Regions from separate parts of the Homo sapiens genome. Here region 1 is linked to region 2. A link is an interaction called in ENCODE POLR2A ChIA-PET data of the cell type or tissue named here. Cell type or tissue: PC-3. All regions are shown on one strand. Each heading gives the region's core, and the rest is flanking DNA. Links, peaks and the distances in the headings are about the cores only.

What was found. Peaks named below come from ENCODE experiments on the same cell type or tissue, not always from the same donor. Only the 100,000 strongest peaks of a DNase experiment are listed, where the experiment ranks them.
Region 1: POLR2A ChIA-PET joins it to region 2 with 6 read pairs; 1 of 35 experiments calls an interaction of 5 or more read pairs at or near these places.

Annotation. Positions count from the first base shown.
Region 1 is chr14:72,655,881-72,658,796 of GRCh38, forward strand. The region is part of intron 8 of DPF3 (double PHD fingers 3); the gene reads right to left. Among named protein-coding and RNA genes, the nearest start is that of MIR7843, 140 kb to the left of the region's middle. In PC-3, for the core only: no CTCF peak of the experiment used is centred there; a DNase peak (open chromatin) is centred at 1,531.
Region 2 is chr14:72,960,326-72,963,241 of GRCh38, forward strand. TRC-GCA8-1 (tRNA-Cys (anticodon GCA) 8-1) reads left to right here and starts at 2,646; the gene lies at 2,646-2,717. It also overlaps a transcript of DCAF4 not described here and the pseudogene LOC100420966. In PC-3, for the core only: no CTCF peak of the experiment used is centred there; DNase peaks (open chromatin) are centred at 1,416, 2,116 and 2,676; H3K27ac peaks cover 2,204 bases.

The sequences.
Region 1 (2,916 bases), core at 248-2,747, 300 kb before region 2:
AAGAGGTCATCTAACCCATGCCCCCAACTCTATGCAAGAGAAATGCTTGGCTATCAGTGAGTTCCGCATCAGCCTCGACAGTCTAAAATGCTTGGTGTCAAAAGAACTGCTTGTCTATTTGTTTTAGGCACCAAGGTGTTTCTCCTGTGCTCCCTGGAGACCAAATGTAACTGGTCAGTGCCTTTATCTCAGTGATACACATAACAACAGCTATTAAGTGACCCCTAATTCTTTTCCCCAAGTTAAACAACCCCAAATCCACAAACCTTTCCTTAAAGGGCTTATTGTTCATCCTGTTAAACATATTGTTAATAAGCTTTTCTGTACTTTTTGGATTTCCCACAGTCTTTTTCCGCTAATTCAAACACAGTGGTGTCAAATATTAAATAGAGCTGAAGCATTGCTTCCCAGACCTTCCACATCATTCCTAGTTTAACGCAGCTTGGTTATCATGCTTTCTTAAAAATAAACAACACAATACTCCTCCAGCTTGTGATCCACTACGACTTCCAGATCTATCTCAGCTATAATTGTGCCTTGCCAGGTGATGGCCAATAATACAATCAACATAATCCAGTCAAGCAGATTGATGCTAAACCATTGATGACCACTGTCATCACCTCTCAAAAAAGTATTTCCTAGTCTGGTGTAAAGAAAGATCAGGTAACCAAACGATGTGTGTCGTTCACACAATGTTTAATAAAATACAAAGCATAGCATTTTCTAACTTTTAGTTTGAAGACTCTTTCTCCTCCTGGTCTATGCCTGAAAACTAACTTCTGGGTGACTTCATATGTGATCACAGGGTAGAACTTGGAGAAAATGAAACAGATATTTAACCTGCTTATCCCAAACACTGCCCCTTTTCAGGAAACTTGGAGGTAACTGGGGTAACTTAGCAATAAACCCCGCTGAAAGTTATCCTGAGGTCTGAAAGTCACTGATCCTCTCAGCACAATGGAGTATCCACTAACAATGGCTAAAGAGCATCTCTTCAATAAACTTAGCTTGACTACTACCACCTATCATGACTAGCTCATCGACCACCCTTCAGGATCATTTCATGTGCAACTAGTAAGAAGGTTTCAATTCAGTAGTAGGTCTGGCATCAGTAATCTTCTCCACCATCCAAGGAAGAACATGTTATCTTACTGGTTGTTTTGGGAGGTGAAGTAAGAAGTTGGGAAAGTGTGATTCTGAATATGAAGAATCTGAGTACTTAGGAAGAAATATATCTCAGCAACATCCTCAACATTCCATAATTAACCACTTTAAGGAGCCACAGCCATTAAAGAATCTGTGCTGACCCCAAAGAGACCATTTCTCTAATGGCAACAACTCCACATCTCCCAAGTTGGGCCCCACTCATTGTCTCCTATCATTTGTCTCATACAGATGAAACTCTACCATCTATGTTCACTTAACTCATAAGACCCAAGTTGCTAGAGATGAATAATATTAGTCATGATGTCCACAATGGAGAGTCGCTGTTATGCATTGCTGGATTATTCATAGACACTTCTGGTAAACATGGCACTACTGCAGTTTGGACTCTGTACCAAAACTAGAAAAACTAGTAAACAGCTTTCCAAAATCTTGTGGTGAGATTTTTCTGGCTGTGAAACATTTGTTGCATTTGGCCATGAAATAGTTTACAGTACTGATCATGAAATGCATCAGTAGCCTTTCACCTGGTAATGTGAAATTCTCTTTCCATAGTCCTGAAGCTTAGAAAATGCCCTATTACCACCACCACCACCACCCCCAACTGAGCAGTGCAATACTCTCATTTCTAAATTAGGGATCAGCAAACTATGTCTTGTGGGCCAAATCTGGCCAACTGCTTATTTTTGTAAATAAAGTTTTATTGGAACACAGCCATGCCCATTCCTGTACATATCCTCTACAGCTGTTTTCATGCTTCACCCAGAGCTGAGTAGTTGTGACAGATGTTTGCCTTACAAAGCCTTAAATATTTACTATCTGGTGTGTTACAGGAGAAATTTGCTGATCCCCATTATAAATGATAAGGCAAAAAAATTTCTTATTCAGAATAACCTCCTCTCCAACCCAACAAAAGAAAACAAAACCAGAAAACAACCATGACCCCAGCGAGTAGTGTTCGCATACTTAAAAGCCAGCCTAACTCTCTTACAAAGTATACTCTGAAATAAGATGCATACAAAACATAAAATACTATTTGATGGCACAGTAGGGTGACTGTAGTCAGTGGTAGCTTAACTGAATATTTTAAAATAATGTAAAGAGTGTAATCAGATTGTTCATAACTCAAGGGATAAATGCTTAAGGGGCCGGATACCCCATTCTTTATGAGTGCTTATGTTCACATTGCATGCCTGTATCGAAACATCTCATGTACCCCATAAATATCTACATCTACTATGTATCCACAAAAAATTTAAAAAATTTGTAAAAGTCTATATATAAAATACTTACAAGGTTAATTTAAATTAAAATTCCGGAAGGATTTTTTTAATGAAAGGAAGTTCTGAAACTGATGATTTAGGGATATAATAAAACTCAAATATGGTTCTAGTTACATGGAGTGATTTGGGTTTCTTAGAAAAGAAGGGTAAAAGGAATGTGATGTAATAGACAACTGGTCATCAATAAGAATAAACTGAATTTTTTAAAAAATCTCTAAACTGTACAACTCTACCCAGAGTTCTAAAGAGAAGGTCTTCCAGGTACATGCAGAGGAAAAAGAAATGGATAGGGGAATGTTTTCTGGTGGAGCCATATCTTGAATCATCCCTAACATGTGCTGAATAATGACCTAGCTCCATCCAGAGACCAACCCAGGGACCCATTCCCACCACATAACAATCCTAAGTCAGGATACTGCTAGAGGCATCCATAGATTAAGGCAAAGATCCGCTGTTATGAGAATCTGAA
Region 2 (2,916 bases), core at 307-2,806:
TTTAGTAGAGATGGGGGTTTCTACATGTTGGTCAGGCTGGCCTCAAACTCCTGACCTCAGGTGATCTGCCCGCCTCAGCCTCCCAAAGTGCTGGGATTATAGGCCTGAGCCACCGCACCTGGCCCGATTCTTAAATATATTTAATCCGTCCGCCCCAGTTATCTAAGGCTCTGACCTCTTCCTTCTCCCACCAGCAAACCCCAGGGCAGTTTGCACTGTGCCCCCTCAGCATTGTGGCTGACAGTCTTCTGTATTCTCTTTCCCACATTCAGGATCATGGTGGCACAGGAAGGGATGGCTGGATAGTAGAATGCATCCTCCACATCTTCAGGAAAGGACAGAGATACCTCAACAGGAGAAGTTGGGCAGAGACAGGCAAGTGCTGCCTCCATTTCCAGCCTCATGATGGTTCCTGGGCCATAGCAAAGCCTGGTTGAGGGGAAGAGGCCCAGGGACTGCATCTTTCCAGCTTTTCTTCACATACACAAGCAGATGGTGGCACAGTACTCCCTGATACTAGCTAATAAGCACCTACTGTATGTCAGGCCCCCCCCACCTTTTTTTTTTTTTGAGACATGGTCTCACTCTGTCGCCCAAGCTGGAGTGCATGAGTTGCAGTAGCACAATTACTACTCACTGCAGTCTTGACCTCCTTGGGCTTGAGCAATCCTCCCACCTCAGTCTTCTGAGCAGTTGGGCCCACAGGTGTGCACCACCACACTCAGTTAATTTTTTATTTTTTGTAGAGATGGCGTCTCCCTATGTTTCCCAGGCTGGTCTTGAACTCCTAGGCTCAAGTGATCCTCTGGCCTCAGCCTCCCAAAGTGCTGGCATTACAGACACGAGCCATTTGTAAGACACTTCTCACCCTCACACTAACCCCACGGCACAGTTTGGGAAACAAGTTTGTTGAGTTAAAGTGGTTTGGCAAGAAGGGCTGAGCTGGGATTAAGATTCCGCTCTTCCCAACTCTGAAGCCCCTGTTCCCCTCACTGCTGTGTCCTGCTCATTTTCCAGGCCCAGGTTAACAACAATGGGAAAGAGTTGAGAGATACTTTTCTAACAGGGTAAACCCTCCTCCCAGCCCAACTCCACCATCCTGGGCCACTCCTCTACTCACATGATCCTTTGTACCATTTGGTCCAATTGATCTTGATCTCATCCATTTTTTCCACATGGGTCAGAGACAAGGGTGAGATTTTTCTCATTTCTCGTGGGAGAAAGGCAAGCTCTGCCAAGCCCAGAATTTCTGGCCCCTCCTGTCCCAGCACAAACCATTCACAGTCTTCCCGCAATTATTCCTGGTGCAGGGTTTTATTTCTAGGAAGCCTTCTGTCCCTCAACCTCACCAGCCCTTGGCTTTTCAGCCCAGAGGCTCAGGACATTTGAGGATTGCGTGTTTGGCTGTGGGCATGGGGAATGCAGTGACTACACCTGGTTGGCATCCCATACCACACCCAGGGGAATGGGGAAGCCAAGAGGTGGACTGGAAGCAGGCTCAGGCCTCTCTCTCCTTGCCCCCAAGGGCATCCTCTCCAGCAGATGGCCACTACAATGCTGATGTCAAACTGGTCAGTGGGTTCAGTGGAAGGTTTGGCTACCGCGGGAACACCCCAGCTCTCCGTCGGAGCACGTCTGTCTTTGGAGAGGTCACCCACTTCCCTCTGTTCTAACAGCATCTCTTCCCTTCATAGCCCTCAACCTGAATTTCTAAGACAGATGTTTAGGTGAACTCTCAATGTTATTTTACATTAAAAAAATTTGTGTCTCCAAGTGTGCCGTTTCTTCCCTGAGACTGGAGGAAGGAGCCAGCTGTACTCTCAGCTTCTCTTACCCTGGAGAGGAGGTGAGACGAGAAGGGCTTCTCAGGCCTATGCCCTTGCACTCGGAGAGGCTTCACTTCTACCCTGCCAGTGGGATAAGAAGGAGCCACACTATTCATCCTCAATAAAACACTTCCCCAGCTATCAGCAGGACCCCAGGATCAGAGCTGGCTACTGTTTCCATCAAGAACAGAGCAAAGGCCAAGCTCCGTGGTTTATGCGTGTAATCCCAGCACTTTGGGAGGCCGAAGTGATGCCGAGACAGGAGGATTGCTTGAGCTTAGGCAGTTGGATCACTTGAAACCAGCCTGGGCAACATGCCAAAACCCTGTCTTTACAAAACACACACACACACACACACACGCATGCACACTCTCTCTCTTAGCCCAGGCTGGAGTACAGTGGTGTGATCTCAGCTCACTGCAACCTCCGCCTCTCAGGGTTCAAGCAATTCTCCTGCCTCAGCCTCCCTAGTAGCTGGGATTACAGGCGCCTGCCACCACGCCCAGCTAATTTTTTTTGTATTTTTAGCAAAGACGGGATTTCGCCATGTTGGTCAGGCTGGTCTCAAACTCCTGACCTCACCTTGGCCTCCCAAAGTGCTGGGATTACAGGCGTGAGCCACTGCGCCCAACCCAGGATGTCATTTTTCAAGTGTTCCCTTTCAGTTTATTGGTGGCCAAGGGAAAAGCCAAAGCAGATGATGGATAATTAAGAAGGTGGGGCTTTAGGACACAAAGCTTGCCAGAACTCTAGTGTGGGTGGAACTTGATTGTATTGAGTCACCATAAGTGGACAAGGAAGGAGTTCCTGATAGGTGAAGGGGGTATAGCTCAGGGGTAGAGCATTTGACTGCAGATCAAGAGGTCCCCGGTTCAAATCCGGGTGCCCCCTTCCCGGATGTTTTCTCATTTAAAAGTAAATACTGTCAGCCACAGCGTCACCAGAAAAGATAGAGGGATTTTCAGCTTGCTCTTGTGCTAAAATTGCTCCTCCCACATTCCAGCTGACCATTAGGACAGAAAGCCCCCCTTTAGGACCTCCGCTGCCTTCCATTAAGACCAAGTACCTGAGGAGATTCTAAATCTATGAG